Regions from separate parts of the Mus musculus genome. Here region 2 is linked to region 1. A link is a contact called in ENCODE Hi-C data. All regions are on one chromosome and are shown on one strand. Each heading gives the region's core, a stretch centred on a gene start or an enhancer-like site at or near the end of the contact. The rest is flanking DNA. Distances are from core to core; before and after follow the strand shown.

Region 1 (5,481 bases), core at 1,391-3,890:
CCATTAATATCACTTTTCCTAAAGAAATAAGAGTTTGGGATTAATATCAATATTGACATTCAATGATTTCCAAGCCAAAGTCAATAAGCAAATGTGTATCGCAGAATCTATTATCCTTGTTTCTAGTCCACTAACATTTATTTACTTATTTATTTGGAGAGAGCCAAAACTCAACAAAAAACAAAAAAATAACACAATTATCCTCAAAGATAACAGTTAAAAAGATCTAGCCAGAAAACAAAGTGTTAAAAATTGTGAAGTCATTATCCAAAGATGCTTACCTCTCCACTACTGTCAGCCAGACACTAAATTAATAATCTCAGTGAGAGAGACCTGAGTCAAGAGTCTGTGTGGAATACTAAATAGAGCTAATATTCATCACAAAGAAACAGCTACACATTGCTCTTTACTAAAATCAAACACAAGTGAGCAGCAATCCCATACCACAAAATGTCTGGTGAAAAACCAATCACTTACAAACCTTTGTAGACATTTTGTACTTACTTCAACTGAGCTATCTGTAACTGGTGTCTGGAACAAACTCAACAAAGGGTTTTAAAAAGTGTCCTTATTTTGCCACCTCTCTAGGATTCTACTTAGAGAATTCTCTCTAGGATTTTACTTAGAGAATTTGGATTTTACTTTTATTTTTTATGTGGTTTGATTTGTATTTTATTTTTTACGTGGTTTGATGGTTTTTCAGATGGGCTCTCATTGTGTAATCCAGGCTGACCTGGACTTCACGTCAATCTTCCTGCCTCAGCCTCCCCAGTGCAGACTACAGGAAAGATCCACCCACCATGTCCGGCTCATGCGAAGGGATAATTACCACCTAACATGTGAAATGTCTTCTTCTCCCAGTCTATACTGTTAAAATCTTGCCCGTCCTGTTGAAATTCAAATATATGATGCACATGTATGAAAAGATCATGATGAGACCCAGTATTATGTATAATTAATACATAACAATAAAACGTTGTTTTAAAAATGAAGTATTATTCAACCTTTTAAAAGGCTCCACTTTATACTGGCAGCTTACAGATCCCCCCCCCCCCCCCCCACTGACCTCTCAATGTAGAATCAACCTTTTCTTTGCTGTCTTATGCTACACATGCCTCAACAACTCACTGTTGCCAACATTCACTTCTGACCCTCCCTCTCAGGAGACACTCCGCCCTCAGCAGGAGGAAAAGGAATTTAACACGTACTGAGCATCTCAGAGACAAGCAAGGGGCTACCAATTTTGCATACATTTTCTTATTCAATCTTCTTGACAACAGGCTAGAAAGGAAAACAGGTGGAGTACTGCTGCTTACCGGCAGGGAACTACTGCATAGTTATCGGCTTGCTTGTCCACTATCACGTTGCTAGCCTATTCTAGCGCATGGAATGTGACTTTACTCTGTTCTAACGCACTGTTTCCACCACTCAAGTGTTGTAGAAGTGTCTCCCACTATACCTGAGGAGGTTTCTGTGACTGTGTGCTCACTTCAATATTCTTACGAACACAATACCACCGTTTAATAATCGAATGATGCCTCAGCCCTAGCCCGCTACCTTTACAGTTCCTTTAGGGAGGACTTTACCTACTTGGGCGGCTCTCCACTTCTCCATGAGAAATGCTGCAGGCAGCGTCCACCCAAACTGTTCTTCCCATAAAATGTATGAAATGCAACACACAGGAAACATGCAACTCATACCATTTCCCAAAGCTCCTATTTCACTCTGATACATAAGGATCAAGTAGTTTCCAGTTCACACAGGGGGGCCAGCCTAAGACAACCCCTGAATAGGAAAAGGGTATCTTTCAGGTGTCTTAAAACGAAGGCAACCTAACCAACACTATTAGGCAGCCTTCCCTCTTTCTGCCGTCCTCCACTGAATTGCAGTTTGGATTTCCGGCGGGAATGTACGCGGAAAGATGAGATGGAGCTAAAAAGCACTAGAGCAATTACTTTGCCGGCTTAATTAGAAGACACAGAAGGCGCCCCGCCTTTCTAAATCTCTGCAGTGAACTCATCTATGAAAGCAGGCAGGGCATGGAAGCTAGAACAATCCCGCACCCAGCCATCGGTTTCTGCGGCTACCGGGAGCCAGTCCCTTTCCACCCGCGGTCCCCGGCCACCGGCGCCCTAGTGCGGAGTATCAGCCCTGCCGCACCTCCCCAGGCGGCCCCAGGTCTCATTGTCTGCACGGTGCAGCCCCGAGGGGCGCGGGGTGCAACCCAGGCCCCGCCGACCCCCTACCCACCGCAGGCCGCCTGGCGGGGCTCAGCCCAACGCTGAGAGCCTGACCGGCAAGGACCGCGCCCCGGGCTGCAGCCGTCCGCACTCGCTCGGAGGGCCACGCCGGGCGCCGGGCAAATGGAGACGGCAGCGCCTCCCGGGCACCCAGACCTCTCCTTTCCCGGACCTCGAGGGCCAGGTGGCGGAGCACTCACCGTGGCAGCCCCTCGGCCCTCCCGGAGCCCTGCGCTAGGCAGCAGCTGCTCGCGCCTCCAGTCGCCGCCGCCGCCGCCTCTCCAGGGGCGACGCTCCTCTCCCGAACGCTGAGAGCGCCCGCAGCTCCCGCGGCGCGCGCTCGGCGACTGACTGACCGACCCACAGAGCGGGCGTCGGCGGGGACTGGGCGGGGCGGCCGCAGAGCCCCGCGGCGCGGATCACAGAGCCCGCGCGTCCTGCCCCGGCACACTGGGCGGGGCTGAGGGCCGCGCGGCCCAAGGGCGGACCGACTTGCGCCTGACCGCGCGCTCCCCGCCGCGGCCACCGCTCACTTCCGGCGCAGGCGGCCGCGCGCCTCTCCTGCTCCCCGGCACGCGCGCACGCGCGCGCCCCTCCCGGCCTGGACAGCCGCACCCCCCACCCCCACCCAACCGGCCGCCCCTCAGGCGCCGGGCCGCACCCAGCCGCGGCCGTCCTCCGCGCCCTGCCTTTCCAGCGCGCGTCCGTGTGAGTCGCCTCCAGGAACCAATGAATCAGAGAATGAATGAGCGGAGAGGAAAATCCCGCCGCGGTCCCGCCCGCCGTGGCCCTTCCCGTGAAGCCTGCCCAATCACTCGGGTCCCAGGGTCTTGGGAGACTGAGGGCGGACGAGCAGACCTGTCCGGGCTGGGAGCCTTTGCCTGCCGCATGTGTCGTCTCCAGAACCAACCCTGGGCTTCCTCAGGCACTCGCCTACTATTGTTGAAATCTGGGAGCACTGCCCTAGGAAATCCCATTTTAGCTTAAACTCTGCAGTTTCGTGCAGTGTAAGGAAAGCTTTCAGGGATCAGACATTATTCCATTCATCTTTACCTTTTTCACGTCAGAGCCTGTTCATCTGTGTCCCTGGTTTCTGTTCTCCCTTATTGAATTTGTTCTCAGCAAGGGTGTTGGCGAACTTTCCTGAGCCCTGAGCTGTATTCCCTGAGTACTACACTTAAAATACTGGGTTTGATTCCAAGCTCCAAATTACTCAAATGCTGCTTATCTTAATGCAGTTTTGACTTAGGCAGACTTAGATTTCTTTCGATTTACGTCCTTATTATGACCTTCATGTAAAGTTGATCAAAGGAAAGGAAAAGTAGTATTAAATTACCTTTGCTTGGCTATGTACTTTGTTAGCATTGAAGAAATTGAGCTATGGTCTGGAATTGGCTGCATTGAACGTCCAGCATTCTTTTTTTTCTATGTCTTCTTGTCTGTTCTTTAACTGTTTCTGTATCTTGAATTTTCACCAAAAAAATAAAAGGAAAAAAAAAAAACCCATAAATAACCTATTTCCGAAATTCTGGCGATCTTTCTAAGAATGAGTATTCACTCCTCTAGTGTAGGATCAAATCCCAGTTTGACTAATTGCATTCTACTTCCTGATATTCTTGAAGAGTTCCAAGTAGTTTCAGTCTTTTAGTAGTCTTTTCCAAACTGCTGCACAATCTGTTTCAAACTGGTATTTAGAACTGTCCAATACAATTATTGTCTGTTTCACACTTGAGATACTTGTACTTAGGAAATAAGTGCATTTTTTGTATTTTAAATTTAGTAGGTCTTCAATAATCTCGTGTAAAATAACATCATCTCATAAACTAAAAATGGTGGAAGTGTCCAGTACCTGTGACCTCTCTTCCCTGTTGAACTCAGTCATCATTTGTTACCTGTAATTATTTCAGCACACTATATTCTCTTAATGAATATCATATCATATTCAGTTCATACCCCATGCAGTATCTACTGTAGACCTTTGTATAAATAACAAATGCTTTGAATTTTTTAATCAGCAATGCATACAAATGTTATCTGGAGCCTCTTCATTCCCTTGTGACTAAGTTTATTGAGATTAAGCATACCTAGGTGCCCAAACCTAGTAAATAACCTATTGTTGTCAAATGTTATTACTAGACTGAACACATTACAAGGAAGAGTCTCACTTTTACAGAAACTTCCTTACAAAATAGGCTCCTGAGTGCTCTTTAGATAGCTCTCAGCCAGCTCTTCCCAACAAGTGCTTAGGTTGGTTAAGATGAATCTTAGAAAACAGTCACTTTCTACCATTGAGAAAAATAAGCAGGTTCTCATTAAACCATGAAATAATCTATTCACTTAATTAGAGTCTATTGGGCTCCAACTAAGGGGTAATAATGTAAAAACAAGAAAGACTTGATGCCTCCAGCCCCCAGAAATCACAGACTGCTAGATAAAGGAGATAGGCAAGCCAGTATTAGAAAATTAGTCTATTCCCAGATCAGGAAAGCCTACCCAGTGAAGATAAACTACACGTTTGATGACTGACAGGCAGGAGCTCGCCAGATAAGGAGGGAACAGGCACTCTAGAGAAAGGCAGCAATGTCTGTGCAGGTGTGTGAGCATTAGTAGTATTACCATGCCCTCGAGGCTACTCCCAAGTAAATACAGCTCTTCTGGACAGATGCAGAGAAGGTTCAGATAGGTGGGGAATGGTAGAAAGGACTGTATTAATCAAGAGCTCATGTGCTACACTAAGGAGTTTGCACTTTATAATAAAGAATAAACTCTTTGAAGTGTGTCTCAGGGTTTCCATTGCTGTGAAAAGAAACTATGACCAAGGCAACTCCTATAAAGGACAAAATTTAATTGCGGCTGGCTTATAGGTTCAGAGGTTCAATCAGGTCAGGAAGCATAGCAGCATCCAGGCAGACATGGTGCTTAAGGAGCCAAGAGTTCTACATCTTGATCGGAAGGCAGCCAGGAAAAGTATGTCTTCAGACAGCTAGCAGGAGGGTCTCAAAGCCCACCCCCACAATGACACATTTCCTCCGACAAGGCCACACCCACTCCAAACAAGGCCACACCTCCTAATAGTGCCACTCCCTGGGCTAAGCATATTCAAACCACAAGCTGCGGTTTTAAGTCTCTGTGACAACTGAGCGTATGTTTGGAGACAAGAGAAAATTGAAGCATAGAAGCAAAAAGAGGGGTGTCAGAATCACCTAGGTCTCCACAGAAGCAAGGCAGAGGAAATACAGTG
Region 2 (5,481 bases), core at 1,256-3,755, 42 kb after region 1:
AATGGCAACAGAGAAGTCTCTAGATCCAATGGCTTCCTGCGAAACCATTCCGGTTGGTTAGTAATCTGTCTGATTGCTCCTCTTGTCTTAGGGACCGATTTTTGGACAACAGACCTTTCTGCTGGTGGTGTCTTGCGTGGTTGAAGAAGCAGTAATGAGACGAAGGTCACATGACTCGATGGCAAACATCTCCATTTGCTTTCTTCAGTAGGATTAACTGCTGATAATTATGGAAAGGAAGAGGTTGCAAGGAGGACATCTTTTATTTCTCAATTGCTCCCATTTGATTTTTGAGGCATGGATAAACAGATCTTTTGGATAGGAATAAAGAAGCAGAAAGAATATGTGATTTTGTTATGAAAAATTTCCAGTACCATTGCAAATGCTATCTTCTTTTTTTTCAGGCACTATTTTCCTTGTTGGTAAAATAAAGATATTAAGTAAATATATTTTTTATGTCATCTCATTTTTTAAAATTTCTTTTTCTTTCTTTCTTTTTCTAATTGAGATAAGATCCCTCAGTGTAGCCCATCCTGGATTCCTAATCCTCTTGTTTCATCTTCTGTAGGAAGATGACTACTACAAAGAGCTGTCCTTCAGTATGGCCCAGGCTGATTTGTACCACTATCTTTGACATTGTCAACACACACACACACACACACACACACACACACACACACACACACACCATAAAAACATAAAATCCGAAGCCATGATATGCAAGCAAAAGACCAGTAAGACCAAAATCCAACAAAACAAACGGACAAACAAACAAAAAAACAAAGCACTATGAGACAAAATGTCTACAAAAATACCATTGAGTTAATTTCATCTTGGCCATCTACTGTGATGGCCCCCTTTTTCAAATTCTGTGTGCTCATAAAGACTGAGCAACCAGAAATCCCTGTTCTCTGTGAGAGTCCTGACAGCTCTGAAAGAACTAGCAGTGGAAACACCAGAGACAATCAGGTGCTTACGTTTACGCATTGAAAGTAGTGTTGAGTGTGGAGTTAACACTCGTGTTAGTCATGTGTCTTGTTGGAACAAAATCCCTGACAAAAGCCATTTAGGGAAGGAGGGGGTTTACTTTGGCTCAGATTTTAAAGGTATGTGGAAGGACAGCGTGGTGACAGGAACACGAGGTGACTGGCCATATTGTACCACAGGCAGGACTTGGGGAGATGAATGTTAGTGCTTGGCCTTTTTTGTTTCAGTTCAGGACCCCAGCTCATGGGCTTGGTACTTTGAACAGGTTAAGATGCCTCTTCCTAAATCATCTAAACTGGATAACCCCTTATAGGTGTGCCTGGAAGCTTTACCCTAGGTGAATCTAGATGCAGTCCAGTTGCCAATCAATATTAAGGCTGTGAGGGTTATGATAGGATGTTTTGATTTGTACTTGGAAAGTCTCCTTCCTTTCAACTTGACAAGCTTTCTGAGAAAGACCCACTGAGTGAATTAACAATTTAGAGTGAATGAAAGAGTACCCAGGAGATTGGAATTAAAAGAGGAGGATGGAAGAGAGGAAACATTTTTCATTCGTAAAGGTTCTCATCCAACCATTCATTTAGAAGTTACTGATATTGCTATATGTTAGATAATATGCTGGGTGTATAATGTAGAGTTGCTTTGGTGAAGGACTTTCTGATACAGGGAGAGGAAAAATAGTCTTTTGAGAGGAAAAGTTTTTTCTGTAAGTCTTGAAGCCACTCTGCTATTGAGGAAAAGCTGTCAGTCAAATCTGAAGAAGTGCAGAGGCAAGAGATCCCAGAGTGAAATTCCTCAACAGTAACGAGGGGAGGGCCAATACTGCCTACTCCCTTCATCAGGAATAGTAATGTATCTCAGGAAGAAAGGCTGATTGAAGAAAGGGGTCTGGAGAATTTTAATGTGAATCTTCAAGTTGAACCACTGCAGGACAAACTGTTCTTAACTTTATACCCATAAGATTTTTACAGGAGGGTGGGAGAAAGTCAGGATTAGCTTTAATTAGAAACCAGAGCCCAGCCGTGGTGGTACTTGCCTTTAATCCTAGCACTCGGGAGGCAGAGGCAGGCAGATCTCTAAATTCAAGGCCAGCCTGTTCTACGGATCGAGTTTCAGGGCAGCCAGGGCTACATGGGGAAACCCTGTCTCTGAAACAAAACAAAACAAAACAAAACAAAACAAAACAAAACAAAACAAAACAAAACAAAACAAACCATAAAATGTTTAGGAATGAATTAAGATATCTTTTATATTCTTTTAGTAAACAAGGATGCATTAAAAACAAACAAACAAACAGCAAAAGCCAGGCCTGGAGGGCCATACTACAAATAGTATTAATTCAACTCAAGCTTAAAAGAGAAAATTGCCCCTTGGATCACAAACCCTAGATTCTGTAGAATCAGGAAGTTTCTTCTCCGAAAGCTCTTACCTAAGGACTGTTTGAGGCTAGATGACAGGTCACAGGTTCAGAGCCCAAAGGAACATTGTGTCTCTGAGTTATCAAACACTGACTGTCCAGCCAGCCCCTTAGCAGGGACTTCCTGGAAAATCCCTGGCTCCCAATAAGCCGTGGCAACATGTGAGTGGAAAGCCTTCCTTTAGAAAGTTGTCTTGATGAGAAGAAAGCCAGTGATGACAGAACCCAGACGTCCCTGAGCTGGCAGAAGAGCGATAATGTTGGTTGTGTTGACAGTTGACAGTCACAGACAAGGACATGGTGCCTTTGAGGCGTTTGCTCTCAAGGTGAGTATATTTTTTTGCCTGGTACACTTAGGGGTGGTGGTAGAAGTGATTGCTTGCCCTGCACTGATATCAAAGACACAGGGTCTACAGGATTCAGAACATTGGCTGGTTCCCCTCTTGGCTAGTGAAATAAGTAATTCCCTTATCTGCTAGTGAGGGTTTTTGGAGCCAGTCTGCACAGGTCTCAGGTTGCTATGAATCAGTACTTGTAAGGTTCCACAGGCAGTACGGAACCAGAAATACTGGTTTTTGCAGACTTGGAGGTTGAAGGACTCATGTGACCAACTGTAACAGCAACTTCAGGCCCTCTCTGGCAGGAGGCGGGGTTTATAAATAAACAGAAAGCAAACATAACTGACTCAGCCTGAAGTTTGTGGCACTGGTTTGATACAGTCGACATGCTTAATTCAACAACATTAAAGATGAATTGAGGTAGGCATTATGTATTTTAATAAAACAAAATAAAAACCTGCTCAGTAATATTAATCAGTGTATTAGAGACTCAGAGCATGTACATTTGAAGTCTGGTTTAAAAGTAACCTTGTGTTAGACTATAGTTGTTGGAAGTCCCCGAGTGCAGTGGCCGTATCATGTCCAGACGACGGCATTTCACAGCATCCACCTGCATCCTCGAGCTCCTAACATTCTTTCTACTTCCTCCCTGAGCCTTGAAAAAGGTGATGTAGAAGTTCTGTTTAGTGCTAAGTTCTCAGACACTTATTCACAGCGCCTTGAGCAGAGGGATGCTGCTTGCTCAAGGCTGAGAAAAGCTCTTCTCTATAAGTATAAATATTCAGGAGGTAGTTTGATAACATGCCCGCTATCAAAACAACAGTAGTAGATCCCTTCCTCCTATCCCCAGGGCCTGTGGTCTTCCCAGCCATGGGCTTTTGACCAGATTTACAATTCTAGGTATGAATGCCCTCCTAAGCATTAGATGAGGCTCAAATCTAATCAGAAAGTGGTTGGTTTCTCATACAACAGTCATACCACCATTGCCCCACGGGTACAGTTTGCACAACAGTGTGGTTGTAGCTTGCAGGGTTCACAGGCAAGTGACTCAGCTGCGGACTTTTCTCCCCTAGAAGCCTTCATAGCATCTTACTGTACAATGAAAACTAGCCAGCAGGGAACATCCTCTTTAAGGAAATCTCTCGAATCTCATTAAATTTAATCTTAGCCATTAAAAAAAACCCAGACAATGATTTAAATACATTTTTCACATTTCAAGCAATCCTTATTTAAAAAGGGAGTACACAAAGATACCCATATTTGTTGTCTGAATGCTTTTGGGAATGATAAACAGATTGATGGCTCTGGTGCCTGGTGTTGGTGCTGTTTGCTTCCTGGACTGACAGAGCAGATAGGCTGTAACTTCATGCACAACACACGGATTCCTGGGGTTAGGATATAAAAGTCAGTCTGTGGGAGCAGAGCTCTCTGGAGCCCTGTGTAGCACATGCCAGCACGTCAGGAACTCTGACAGTAGAGCTGACATCGACTCTCTGCCTTTCACTTCAGGGCAAAGAGAAGCAGATGCTGTCAGAGAGCCTTCTCATGCTCCATTGTAAGCAAGAATGGCAGAGCCAGGAATGCCCATGAGTGTCAGCCGCCAGGAGCTTGGACAACCCCAGATTAACCCCTGTAAGGCATTTGAATACTTCACTGTATTTTACTCAGAAATAAGCTCTCAAGCTTACTGTTCCACCCTGAGGCCCACCACTCCCTTCAGTAGGGTAGGGATGGGGATAGTACTCTTTCTCTTGTGCTGTTTCCATTTCTAGAACAGCTTCCATATAAATAAGTACTGCTATTCCCAGTACACTTAACACTGATATTTTAGTTGGCCTAGTCATTTTCTAGTTTGAAGCAGTGAATATTCTGTTACGTGTCAGTCAAAGATGCCTGGCACTTGAGAACTAGAAATGGAGGATAAAGAAAACAACTAAGATCCATATCCAAATCATGTATGTCTTTTCTCTTATATTTACCTTCTTCGATTTCATATAACTGCCAACTATTGGGTGTGTCATCCGGTGGCCTTACCATGACTCACTGAATTTCAGACATGGGTCTGTCAAGTCTCAGTTCTCCCCACTACACCTCCTGAGGGTGTTCTCTGTCCGTCCCTCCTTCCTTCTCTGTCCCTTTTAAATGTGTTTGCATGAATGTAATCCATGTGTATGTGAATGCATGTGCATTTGAATCCATGTGTACATGAATGCACACAGAGTCCAGAAGAGGGTGTTGCATCCCCTCTAACTGGAGGTGCAGATGATTATGAGTTGTCATGTGGATGCTGGAAATTGAGCCCAGGTCCCTGCAAGACAATGCTCTTAACCTCTGAGCCACCTCTCCAGCCCTGTTTTTCGAAACTTAGCAGGCACTATTGATTGTCTACAAGCATTTCACTAATAATGTGATAATCATTACTTTTAATTAGGAGTCTAGAGTGATGCAACAGTGAAAGTGAATGAGAGGCAGACAACTTAACTAAGCTCTTCCTTGCTAATGCCAGGTGAGAAGAACACCAGCAAATTATGTAATTCTTCTGGGTAGCGTTGGAAAAGTGGGGAGAACTTTCAAGTTGAGCTAAAATGGGCTGTTTGGGTGGAGATCACTTTAGTAGTTAAGACAGTGATGTGCTTTCAGAGAAACCAACGCTGCCTCACACACACTGATTGGACATTTGGTGTGTTTCCCAATCTATGCTTTGTCCATTGGAGGAGCACTAGATCTCTTGGCTGGGTG

The links. Hi-C counts contacts between places; a loop is a spot of excess contacts on that map.
Region 2: a loop to region 1 is called in a map of heart, with 3 times the contacts of the local background. The contact joins the enhancer-like site here to the promoter of Raph1 in region 1. A Hi-C loop is called at or near these places in 3 of 37 maps with a recorded cell type or tissue (T-helper 1 cell and heart).

What each region holds. Positions count from the first base shown.
Region 1 is chr1:60,564,125-60,569,605 of GRCm38, forward strand. It overlaps Raph1 (Ras association (RalGDS/AF-6) and pleckstrin homology domains 1), which reads right to left and starts at 2,641. Exons shown (of 14, transcript NM_001045513.3): 1 at 2,441-2,641.
Region 2 is chr1:60,606,611-60,612,091 of GRCm38, forward strand. It overlaps Gm51626 (a long non-coding RNA gene), which reads left to right. Exons shown (of 2, transcript XR_003947834.1): 2 at 92-449. Among named protein-coding and RNA genes, the nearest start is that of Gm38388, 9.9 kb to the left of the region's middle. Within about 2 kb of position 2,506, at least 1 of the 3 ENCODE cell types and tissues checked has a DNase peak (open chromatin) inside an H3K27ac peak, as active enhancers do; it is heart, where a contact is called at or near this core.